Regions from separate parts of the Homo sapiens genome. Here region 2 is linked to region 1. A link is a loop called in an ENCODE intact Hi-C map of the cell type or tissue named here. Cell type or tissue: heart left ventricle. All regions are shown on one strand. Links, peaks and the distances in the headings refer to the core of each region. The heading gives the core; the rest is flanking DNA.

Region 1 (5,491 bases), core at 2,982-5,481:
TGTAATGAGTCAAGTACCTGAACCATGAAATATTCACAAAAGCTCCAGCCTGGCTCAGTCCTCTTCTCCCTCAAGGTTCTCATGTCATCCTCAAACTTGCCTAGGTTTTTGGTAAAAGACATAAGAAGCAATGTCCTGAGTTTGGTCAGGAAGGCATTCCAGGATTCCTGAGTTCGAGAAGAGTCCTTCAAGGGGTCGGAGAGCACAACACACCTGCAAAGACATGAACAGACTATCTGGGAAAGACCCTCCATGCACAGCACCACGACTCAGCAGCTGCCATTGTCCTGAGCGGCAATTTTCTTCCTTCCTCCTCCTTTTTTTTTTTTTTTTGAGACAGAGTTTTGCTCTGTGGCCCAGGCTGGAGTGCAGTGGCACAATCTTGGCTCACTGCAACCTCCACCTCCCAGGCTCCAGTGATCCTCCCCAGTAGCTGGGATCACAGGCACGCACCACCATGCCTGGTTAATTTTTGTATTTTTTTGTAAAGGTGAGGTCTTGCTATGTTGCCCAGGCTGGTCTCGAACTCCTGGGCTCAAACAATCCTCCTGCCTCGGCCTCTCAAAGTGCTGGGATTATAGGCATAAGCCACCGCATCTAGCTTCTTCCGTCTATAAACAGTCAAAAACATGAGGCAGGCGGTAAGAAACCAGGTTAGGAAAAGGCTTCATCATGAACTGGTCATGAACACGAGCAGTAAGTTCTACAGAAATTCAAAGGAGAGTTTGCTATAGAATCAACTGGAAAGGGGGAAAGGGATTTACATGAGCCCTGAGCCAAAGACGCAGCTCTGAGTCCTCTGTAAAATAATGTGATCACGCCTCACTCAGTTCCCTGCCTCCTTCAAAATCCATTTTGGTTCCTTGGGATCGACAGGATAAATTTAGATTTCTCAGCACAGCACAAAAGGACCACGATGTCTCACTTTACTTCCTCTGCTTCCCAGCTCAAGCCTGCTGACCTTCTCCCGCTCTCCTCTCTTCATGAGAACATTCCTTCCACCCAGGCGTGGCATCTTCACAAACCTCCCCCAATCACCATCCCAACTGCTCTGCCCACACTGCTGCTAGGCTGTGGGCCTCACAGGAAAACACTCCCCTTCTCTGGACCTCTATCCCTCCCACTAGCCTGTGAGCTCTTGAAGGGGAAGGTTAATAAACAATTAACAAATAAAGGCTTAGAACATGGCTTAACATATAGAGCAAACAGTTTAATTACAAAGAGGCTGAACCCATGATGTAAAAAGGTCAAACACACGAAATTACACAAAGTTCCCAACAGATTTGGACAAGGCAACGTATTTATCTGATAGGCTGGAAATGGTAAATTTCTTTAGCCTTGGTAATAGTAATCTAGAAAGATGATTAATAAATCTGAACTCAGAAATAATTTTAAAACATTGATTCTATGAGCTTCACCAGTTCTCCTTAGTAAATATTTTACTTGAATTACCAAAAAGTAGCAAAATGAACTGACTCTAAGTTCCTTTTTTCCGTGCCCCAGCATATCCTTTGGAGGCATGGCTAAATTCATGGAATTATAAATCAGTGGACAAAACAGTGAAGCAGCATACACTCTACATGTTCCACCATGTGAACAACCAGAACCAAGAAGAAAACTTATAACTTGGTGGCTGGCTTTAATTCCATTCAATCCACCCCACTGCACACTTTCTTCCCTCAAAGACAAAGGGACCAGAGCCGCTCACTCCAAAGGTCCCCCAGAGGACTAACTTGTATTTATCCACAGTAGGAGCTTGCTAGAACCTATGAGTTAGGTAGTTTATCCTTAAGGCATTCTCAAGGATTATAATTACCAACATTTATTCCCGACCAGACGCGAATTCTCCTGTGCGCCTACAGGGGTGAATGGAAATGGAAACTTAACAAGTGCCAACCACCAAAACAGTAACTGTTTTCAGAGGTCAATCAGATACACAGTCATGAAATGTCCTATCTCTATTAGATCCTGTTTCTATATCATCATCAATTTTTTTTAAGTAAAAAAGAACTACACTTCAGAAGTTCACATCAAGCCTAAATCATTAACTCAGAAAAGGAGAGCCCAAAACAACGAATGAAGTCAGGGATGGTGGGCCAATCTGGAGAGCGGCGTGATCCCCCCAGGCGCGCAGACTGCAGGGGCTGGAGGCACATGTGGAACAAGGGGCTCCCGGCTGCAGCCTCAGCGAGACACCACAACGGCTACTGCTGTCACAAGTCACACTGCTGATCACAAGTCAACCCTTGCCTCTACCAGCCTCGTAACTAGCAAAAGCCCAAAAAATGCACAAAATCTGTTACCAAGCAATTTTCCTTTAGGGAAGGTATCCTGAAATAATTAAGGATGCTCACAACATTTGAGCTAGAAAAGTATTCTAATATTGTTGTTTATAACGATAAGTAAGCAATAACCTAAGCCCAGCAGCAGAATGTATAAATAACTTACGGCACATTAATACTATGGAATATTATCCACTCACTAACACTGAGAGTCTGGAAATGCATTTATTGTTTGTGGAAAATCTTTACAATATATTGAGTGAAAAAAACAAGTATAAACAACACATAACGTTATATTAACTTAAAATACACACACGTATTATGTATGCATAAAGAAAAAAAGTCTCAGAACATACATACCAAAATACTAAGAGTTAATATCCATTTTCTTTTTGCTCATTACCTTTTTCTAATAATTCTACAATGAGCATGTACCTCCATCTGAACCCTCGCCACCATAAGCATGGTGACCATGGCTATAATGACCTGCTGGACCAGGGCAGGGTCCATGTTCGCCCCTGAATCCCCAGGCCTTGGGTGAGTTCCAGTGCTAAGCTACGAGATACAGACCATCGGTTATAGAGGAGTTAACGTGCTGGCTGGCTCAGCTGGCAATGGCATCACTGAAGAGAAAGGGAGTGAGCTACCCCAGGAGAGAGAGCAGGGCAAGGCGGAGAAAGCCCATACAATCTATTAACTGCCAAAGTTTCAGGATTCCCTTTCACAGTTTCTGAAGGGGTTAGGTCAGCATTTTATAACTTGTGTTCTTAGGAACTCTCAGGTGTTAAGGTAAAGAAAAAAACACAGGTGCCGTCATTTCAAAAAAAAAACAAAAACCTTTAAGGACCCGTTCTACAGAAGAACTGCAGGAGCTGCTGCTGTCAGTCTTCAGAAAGGACCCACCAAGAGGCCTCCCAGGACTATGGGCCCAAGACCCGCTCCTCCCAGGCAGCACACTCGGGGGATGACTGCTTCGAGTTCTTTGCCTGCCTAAACAGGAACTCCACAAGGACAGGCACCAGGTCTCCTTGACAGCACCCCATGGACACTCACTCGAGATTGCTGAGTAAATATTTATTACTACCCAGGAAGCCAGCAATCTGTATCATGTCAAGTATTAACCAAATGAGGTAAAATTAAAGATACACTTACCTGTCACTCTGTTTATTACAAAAATCATTTCTTATTTTGTCCACAATAGAGGTTCGGGGAAGGATGTTGGTTTTGTTTTTTTTCTTGGCATCATTTTCAACTATCACTATTAACCAGTCCACAGAGCTATGAGCCTTCAGAACATTCTGCCACTTGGTGAGGTCATCTTTTACTGTAGCTTTATACACTTCGGTATCCTAAAAACAAACAAGTCACTGTGAAAGCAGGTTAACTAATGCCCTTTAGTTTATACAGCAAAATGTGCCTAATAACAGCCTGCAAAGGCCGCAATGTTTTAAAGCATCAGGACAGGCTCGGGACTTAAATTGAATAAAAAGCCCAGCGGCCTAGCAAGCCTGCGGGCGTGCTCTGTGGGTCTCAGTGCCGCACACAGGCATGCATGATCCCCAGTTCTCACAACCCCAAGGGATGTGAGCGTCCCAGTGATCCAGATAAAGAGACTGAGAGTCAGAGGGTTGAGTGAGCTGCCCACAGCAATACTGTCTGTTAGGCAAGTCAGGGCTTTAAAACCCAGGCCCACTATGGCCAACAGCTCTGGGCCCAAGCACTACATGACTGCCATCCTGCTGTGTGCCGTGCCTTCATCTCAGGAGGCAAGCTGGCTGTCATGGCACAGCCCAGACTGCCCACAGGAACCCCAGGCAAGCTTCCCGGCAGCTTCTACCACAGCCTCTGAGCTCTGTACCCCTGGGAACCACCCCAACCGCAAGTCTGCGAAGGCCGTGTCAGAGGCAAGCAGCTACAGCTGTGAGACCTCAGAAAGAAGGCGACCTGCAGCTTCCGCAAGGCTGCTCTACTTCCCGACAGGCAGCAGGGAGCCGTGCCATCCCAGAAATCAATCCTGCTTCTCACGCAGAGGCCCAAGCATGAGCCTGCCAGAGAAAGGGCCCTTTCTACATACATGCCAAGGCCTTCAGCTTGGTTCTCTTCCATAAAGAACCAGGAAAACAGACACTTTGCCTGTTATCACTTATAACTGCGCTTCTATTCCATAAATCCACTCAGAAGAGTCCAACTCCCTTTAGATTTAGAAAATCTAAAACCAAGATACTTAATTCATTTCCAAGTTAGGCACTGACAATATCTGGACACAGTAACTCACAGCTACCATCTAAATCAGTGCTTTCTCCTCTTTTGCTAGTTCCTCACTGTCCTGCCCTAATTCCTCCGGACTTTCAAGTCACTCTTGAGTAACACTCAGGCAGAGAGAAGCCAATCAGAGTATCCACGAGTGAGTTAAATCTTAAATCCTGGCCAGGCACAGTGGCTCACACCTGTAATCCTAGCACTTTGGGAGGCTAAGGTGGGTGGATTGCCTGAGCTCAGGAGTTCAAGACCAGCTTGGGCAACATGGTGAAACCCCATCTCTACTAAAAATGGAAAGATTAGCCGGGCATGGCGGTGTGCACCTGTAGTCCCAGCTACTCAGGAGGCTGAGGCAGGGGAATTGCTTGAACTGGGAGGCGGAGGTTGTAGTGAGTCAAGATCGCACCACTGCACTCCAGCCTGGGCGACAGAGCGAGACTGCGTCTCCAAAAAAAAAATATTAAATCCTAAATTCTGTACCCAGCCTCTCTTTTGGTTTAACTAACTAAATAGAAAGTTCCAAAAGGCAGTACTTCTCATTTGTATCCTGATTTTAAAAACTGCTATGTCCTGATTTAAATTACAAATATCATACAATCTGAAAAGATCTTTTACTTTGAAAACTGAGATTAAAACCAACTGGTAAACTCAATTTCCTGCAAATAAATACCCAACAGTAACTTAATTATCTAGTGCACATTTTCCACAGCACGGCAGTTCTTGGGACTTGAAGCATAGATTTTACAGCACTGGTGAACCATTCTGTGCTGGAAGCCCCAACACGCCATGCCTGGAAGCAAAACCAAAAGGCCAACAGGGCCCAGAGCCTGTGACTGCCAAGAAAATACACATAGCACCCGGCTGACCCCATCCACACGTCACAGGTGAGCCATCCAAGGAGCTGCTGGAAGCCTCTCCACCTCTTACAAGGCCACCAAGAGCCCTTTAGC
Region 2 (6,417 bases), core at 157-2,656, 250 kb before region 1:
GGCCTGGTCACCCTCCCCATCTCAGGAGGCACCAGGCCAGGAAACTTGAGGACCAGCCCTGGGCCCCCGGGTGGAGGCTCGGGTGAACCCAGCAGGCTCTAGGCTTCAGCTTCCGAGCACCTGGAGTATGGTGCCCAGAGATAAACTGGGAACATCCCATGCAGAGCATGGCAATCAGGCATGTGTGGGTGTCCCGAACTCCACACCCCGCCGCCCCAACCTCTGCCACGGAGCCCCCACACTCACAGGCCACGGGGCCAGGCCTTGACCACAGAGCAGGATAAAAAGTGGGGCAGGTGGAAAAGAGGCCGGCACCTCCCACACCGGCCCCACCCCAGACATTCAGGCTGCGGCGTGGGGATGGAGAAGCCGGGGAGCACCTCTGGGCACTGAGGAAAGCACCTGCTGGAAGGGGCTTGGGCTCCTTCCTCCGCAATGAGATGGGGGACTGAGAACAGAGCCCCTCCGGCCTCAGCCACCCAGGGAACAGCACTGCCCTGCCCCAGGGCCTCAGGGACCCTCACCCCCCAGCCTGGACATGATGCTGGTGCCACCAGGCTCTGAGGTCACTTCCTCTTTCCTGTCCCCTTGCCCTCGGCTCCCAGGACTGCAGTGAAAGAAACAGTCTGTCCCAGCGGGGGCCTTGGCAAAGCCAGTTTCCTGGAGAGGGACATTAACGGGGGAGGCGGCACTCAGGAAACGCTGGTGCTAATGTACCCCACACCTTCTTCCCGAGAGCCCCCATCTCAAAAGATATCCATGACTTCATACAAAAGGGGCAGCCAAGACCACCTAATCTTCAGAGAGGAGGAAACCCACGCCAGCGGCCAGGGTCCCCTTCTGAGTGAGGTCTGGGGCCGTGTAACAGGCCTGAGTTTGTGCTTGCCCCTGGGACCAGCCCTGCTCTTCCTGCCTCCCTCCCAGCACCCATACCATGCCATCCATCCCTAAGCCATGCGGGTCCTCTGTCCCCAAGCCTCGTGCCCCTCAAAAGCCCCTGCCCTCCCACCCCCCTGTACTTGCAGAGGCTGGAGGTGCTGACCTGCTGGGGGCTCCTGCTCAAGCCTCGGCAGCTCCCTTGAACATGGAGACCCCCACGAGAGGACTCTCGACCTCTACCCTGGTTACACATGCTTCTCATCCGCTCTCCAGCTTGGCGTGGGGCTCAGCAGCAGGGAGCAGGTGTGAGGTGAGGTGCCACGCCTTGAGAAACCCCAGGGATCGGCACACTGTTCTCACGTAGCAGCCAGAGTATCTGCCACCATCCCCACACTACAGGAATCCAATGAGATCCCAGAGGGAGGGTGAGGGACCTTCCAGAGCCCAGCAGGTGGCAGCAGAGCCAGGACTCACCCAGACCCACCCTCAGGTTCAGTAGGTGGCCCTCTCCCCACCCAGCAGCCAGGGGATCCAACAGGGGGGCCAGAGCCAAGCCCGGCAGCCATCCAGAAGAAGGGGCACAGACGTTAGAATGGGCAGAGCACAGAGCGTGCAGGGAGCTGGAGCTGCCCACACTGGCAGCTTCTCCACTTGAGCAAGCAACGCCGTCTCTAAAGGAACAGTGCCTCCCTCACATCCCCACATAGATGGGAGCACGGCTGCTACAGCTGAAACTGGGGCGGGAACCCAGCAAGCATCCCACACACACCCAGAAAGCCAAGCCCCCCAGACAGACAGACAAGCTCCCCCAGAAAGACAGCCGAGCCCCCCAGACAGCCGAGCCCCCCGCAGACAGCCAAGCCCCCCGAGACAGACAGCCGAGCCCCCCCCAGACAGCTGAGCCACCCCAAGCACCCGACAACCAAAAACAGTCAGCAGAGCCAAGTCCTGCTGCCTGAGGCTGGGCGTCCAAGGTGGTGCTGTGAGTGCAGCGCCCTGTCCCCCACCCTCACTGGAGTTGGGGGCAGTGAGGGAGATCCACTCAGCCACAGCTGGCCGAAGCTAAGCCTCCGTCCCTCCCTCGCCCTCCCTGCAGACCTGGTCCCACCACAGGTCCAAGCCCACCTCTGGCAGGCAGCAGCTGAGGCAGGGCAAGGAGAGGGCAGGAGCAGCGCACCCAGGCCACCGTCCAACCACAGGGCCTCTCTGGTCTCCCCAGCTCCAGGCGGAGTCAATGTGCCACTGGGCGGGTCAGCCCAGGGTCACAGCCATCTCAGCAGGGGGCCTGGTGGGCTTGTCAGGGGACCTGGGAACGGCAAAGGGGCCCCAGGATCAGGGGTCAGCAAGGGTACCCCTCACTTCCAAATGTCTTCAGGGTGCTCTGCAAAATAAAACCTGCTTTGACGCCCGGAGACAATGAAGCTGCCAAAACCCAGCTTTGTGCTGAGCCCTTGGGAGGAGAACAAAGTGGCCATGTCACATGGCCACTTTGTTGTTGGGACTGGATTTTAGAACGGGACTGGAAAGGGACACGTTCTGGATTTTAGAACGGGACTGGCTGCGGCCTGAAGGAGGAAATTTTCTCTGTTAACCTCATTGGAAGCTGTAATCTTCAAAAGACCTTTTTAATGGCCCTTTAATCGGCTTTTCTTTCTCAAAATAAACCTCGGGCAGCAGTCGCCGACACCGCAGTCAGAGGGCAGGCAGGACAGTGGGCCTGCCGCTGCCTACCAGCAGGTGATAGCCACCCCTGCCCAGGAAAAAAGGCTGGAACAAAATCAATGTCTGAGGTTGGTGCGCTGGTTCCCAGTGACCTTTCCTCACCATTAGCTCCCAGGCAAGAAAGCAGTGAGCATGAAATGGTCACAAAGTTTAATGATCAGCTAAGGATGTAAGCATGAGCCTGAAGGCTCCAAACAGGAGGCCATGTCAGGGAGGCGTGGCGGGCCAGGAAGCTAAGTCCTCACCTGCGATAACAGGAAACCAACGTCCAAACACACCAGCCAGGGAAAGGCAGGGCACGGTGTCCTGCAGGGGCAGGGAGGGGGCACTAGACAAAGGGCCCAGAGAATTAAAAGTGCCCAGGCCAGGGCGAGATGAAGGTAGGCATAGGCAGGCCGGGCCATTTTTTTTTTTTTTTTTTTTTTGGTCAAGTCTGTTTTTTTTTTTTGAGACAGAGTCTCGTTCTGTCACCCAGGCTGGAGTGCAGTGGCGGGATCTTGGCTCACTGCAACCTCTGCCTCCCCGGTTCAAGCGATTCTCCTGCCTCTGCCTCCCGAGTAGCTGGGACTACAGGCATGTACCACCACGCCTGGCTGATTTTTGGGGTTTTTTCTTGTTTGTTTTTTGCAACAGAGTCTCGCTCTGTCGCCCAGGCTAGAGTGCCGTGGCTCGATCTCGGCTCACTGCAACCTGCACCTCCTGGTTCAAGCGATTCTCCTGCCTCAGCCTCCTGAGTAGCTGGGATTACAGATGCGCACCACCATGCCCAGCTAATTTTTTGTATTTTTAGTAGAGACGAGGTTTCACCATGTTAGCCAGGATGGTCTTGAACTCCTAACCTCAGGTGATCCACCAGCCTCAGCCTCCCAAAGTGCTGGAATTACAGGCGTGAGCCACCGCGCCCGGCCTGTTTCAAGTCTTCTAGCTACCTTTGCACAGGTTATTGTGCAAATAGATATCCTTGAACAACGCCCTCCCCTGCTCAACAGCACCAACCCCTGGCCAACAGGAAAGGCGTGACCCAGAGCCACACAGGACAGGACTTGTGGGCTGGCTGGAAGGAACTTGCAAGGTGGCCTGTCTTGTCCCCAACCCCCTTTCACAGAAGGGGAAATCAAGGCCCGAGAAGTCCCAGGACTGGGCAACACTGGCAGGATGGTGAGGCTGGCTGTTCCATACATCCAACAAACGCAGACTTCAGCATTGGGGCAGAAAGTGCCTCCCAGTCCCCACTCTCCTGCTGCCCGGCTGACATAGAGGGCAAAGAGAAGGGCACACTATGCCACAGGCTTCCCCTCGGCCAGGGTCAGCCTTTCTAGGAAGGCAGTGGGGCCCCGAGAAGGAAAACAGAGCACCCACCATGGGGAGCCACACGGCAGCAGCAGTGGTGGCCTGGGAGAGCCCTGCAGACTGCTTTTCCGAACTCATGAAACAGGACTCTGGTTCTGCCCAGAATGTCAGTTCCTCCCATCCTACTCGCCCCAGATCATCCTCCATGAATCAGCCCCAGCCCTGAACTGGGGAAGTGTGTGGAGTCCTCCTCCCTTGCAGAAAACCACCTGTTCCCTGTCCACGCATGGGAGCTCACATACAGAGACGCTGCAGCTGCACGGGGCTTGGGAAGGGAGGACATTTGCAGAGGAAGGCACAGGCCCAACTGGGATGCCATGATCGGCCAGCAGGTGCACTGTGGGCACCCTCCCAGCTGCAGCCAGGAAGCGCTGCCCACTCCATATCAGGCACTGGGGCCAGGCTGAGCAGTTGGAACCCCCAGCTCAGACAGAGATGGGAGGCCCACCCAGCCGGCCTGTCCACAGGGCCAGGAGGGGCATCCCATCTCCAGATCCTCCACCAGCATCCAGAACCGCCTGTCACCCTGGGTGCCCCTCCCCGCTGGCCCAAGAACCACCTGCCAGGCTGGCCCTTCAGCAACCTCCAGCGAGCCCCCCTTCTCTGTTTAGTCTGTGCATGGGGTGGCAGGGGGTGGGGGGGGCACGTGCCACCCCAGGCTCTCAACTTTCCCAACCCTCCACTGCTGATGCTCCCACTTTGCAAACAAGGAAGCTGGTTGGGGACCCTCTGTGTTTCAGGGAACCACAGGTGGGCTTTGGGGCTTCACCAGCCTCACCAAGAAAGCGCCTCCCTGGTGGGCAGGCGGGCTGGCCCCACAGCAACCTGTCTGCCCTCCAGACTCGGGGCCTTTCTTGTCTAATCTCATGGGATGGAGCTTCCCGAGTTCACCCTCCAAGGCCACGGGCCTCCTCTCCCACCTGGGCCCACAACCCACCAGGCCACCCAAAGTGCTGGAATTACAGGTGTGAGCCACCGCACCCGGCCTGCTTCAAGTCTTCTAGCTACCTTTGCACAGGTTATTGTGCAAAAAGACATCCTTGAACAACGCCCTCCCCTCTCGACAACACGGACCCCTGGCCCACAGGAAAGGCGTGACCCAGAGCCACACAGGACAGGACTTGTGGAGCCACACTGGCTCCAGGACACTGCCAGTAGCCGGCAACAAGCAGCAGCTCCCGCTCTTGCCACAGCTGTGAAAAGGGCGGGTGGGCAGCCACCACAGGCCTGGCTCAGCCAGGTCTGAAGGAGCCCCCTCTGCAGGCCGGGGTTCAGACAGTGACACCCACGAGCCACTCCTGCCTCCCTGGCTTGGTCCCACTCAAGGCCGGCTTCCTTCTCGCCTCTTCCTGGCTTCCAGATAGGGAAAAGGAGGGTCAGGTGCCTGAAGCTGGGTGGGGGTGTGTGTCCGCATTTTCTCAACCATTTTCTGAACTCTAAAAGACAGACCAGACCCCGCTGCACAGCCTTGGGGTGCTGGCTGGGCCCCTTCCCAACCCAGCACCTCACTTCTGGTCTCCTAAATCCTCTCCTCTCTCCTCCTGAGGGGTAGGGTAGGTGGCGTCCTGTGCCACAGGTGCCACACTGGACATGTCAGGCCAGAGACACTGGAGGCCGGCAGTGGGCAGGACCAGGCCTCCGGGAGGGAGCGTGCGAGGACACCACGCCCTCAGGCCGGACCCCCACCCAGCTCTGCCAAGTCCCAGTCCCCACCACCTGAGGCCTCCCCAGTACCCCTGCGAAAAGGGTGACAACTGGGCTTTGCTCAATGCCCCGGGCAGCCCATCTCCCCACCGCCCTCTTCCCCAGCTAGACCCACAAGGAAGGCGGCCGCGAGGGCCCCGAGGAGGAGGCGCGGTCCGGGAGTGAGTCCGCCCCCGCCCAGCCGGGAGGAGGTCCCGGAAGCCCGCAGCCTGGCGCCGGCCCTCGGGAGGCACCGGGTCCCCGGGTCGCTTCAGAACCAGGAAGGGCCAGGCTCTGGGGGTGGCGGGACCGGCGCCCTCCGCTCGCGTGGCCTCGGGGACTCCTCGGGAGGTCCTGCCCCGCGGCCCAGAGTCGGACACACCCCCGGGGCAGGGCGCGGGCGGCGCCAAGACCCAGGCGGAGGCCGAGAACGTGGCCGGCCGCACGTAGGCCGGAGACCGCGCCGGGGAAGAGCGGGGGACAGACCCGGGGCAGGAGGCCGGGGCGGGAGGCCGGGGCGGGAGGCCGGGCCGGCCCGAGACCCGGGTCCCGGGGCTCGGCGGGCGCTCCGGAGAGGCCAGGGCGGAGGCGCCCTCCACCCCCTGCGCCGCGACGCGGCCGGGACCCCCGCCCACCTTGCGCGTCGCCGCCGCTGGTCAGGACGCCGATGGCCTTGCCCGCGCCCGACGCCCGCAGCTTCTCCAGGTCCACCGCGGCCATGGCGGCGGCCGAAACACGGGCCCAGCTCGCACTCCCGCCGCCTGCGCCGCGTCGCCGTCCCCG

Evidence for each region. Hi-C counts contacts between places; a loop is a spot of excess contacts. Peaks named below come from ENCODE experiments on the same cell type or tissue, not always from the same donor. Only the 100,000 strongest peaks of a DNase experiment are listed, where the experiment ranks them.
Region 2: a loop joins it to region 1, with 4 times the contacts of the local background. A loop is called at or near these places in 2 of 110 quality-filtered maps.

What each region holds. Positions count from the first base shown.
Region 1 is chr21:44,050,420-44,055,910 of GRCh38, reverse strand. It overlaps TRAPPC10 (trafficking protein particle complex subunit 10), which reads right to left. Exons shown (of 23, transcript NM_003274.5): 4 at 3,435-3,631; 5 at 18-213. Among named protein-coding and RNA genes, the nearest start is that of TRAPPC10, 41 kb to the right of the region's middle. In heart left ventricle, for the core only: no CTCF peak of the experiment used is centred there; a DNase peak (open chromatin) is centred at 4,170; H3K27ac peaks cover 1,980 bases.
Region 2 is chr21:44,300,043-44,306,459 of GRCh38, reverse strand. PFKL (phosphofructokinase, liver type) reads right to left here and starts at 6,407. Exons shown (of 22, transcript NM_002626.6): 1 at 6,270-6,407. The coding sequence starts at 6,354. RefSeq lists enhancers at 1-182, 183-837, 877-1,676, 4,242-4,381 and silencers at 5,715-6,164, 6,185-6,417. In heart left ventricle, for the core only: a CTCF peak has its summit at 1,338 (motif pointing right); no DNase peak of the experiment used is centred there.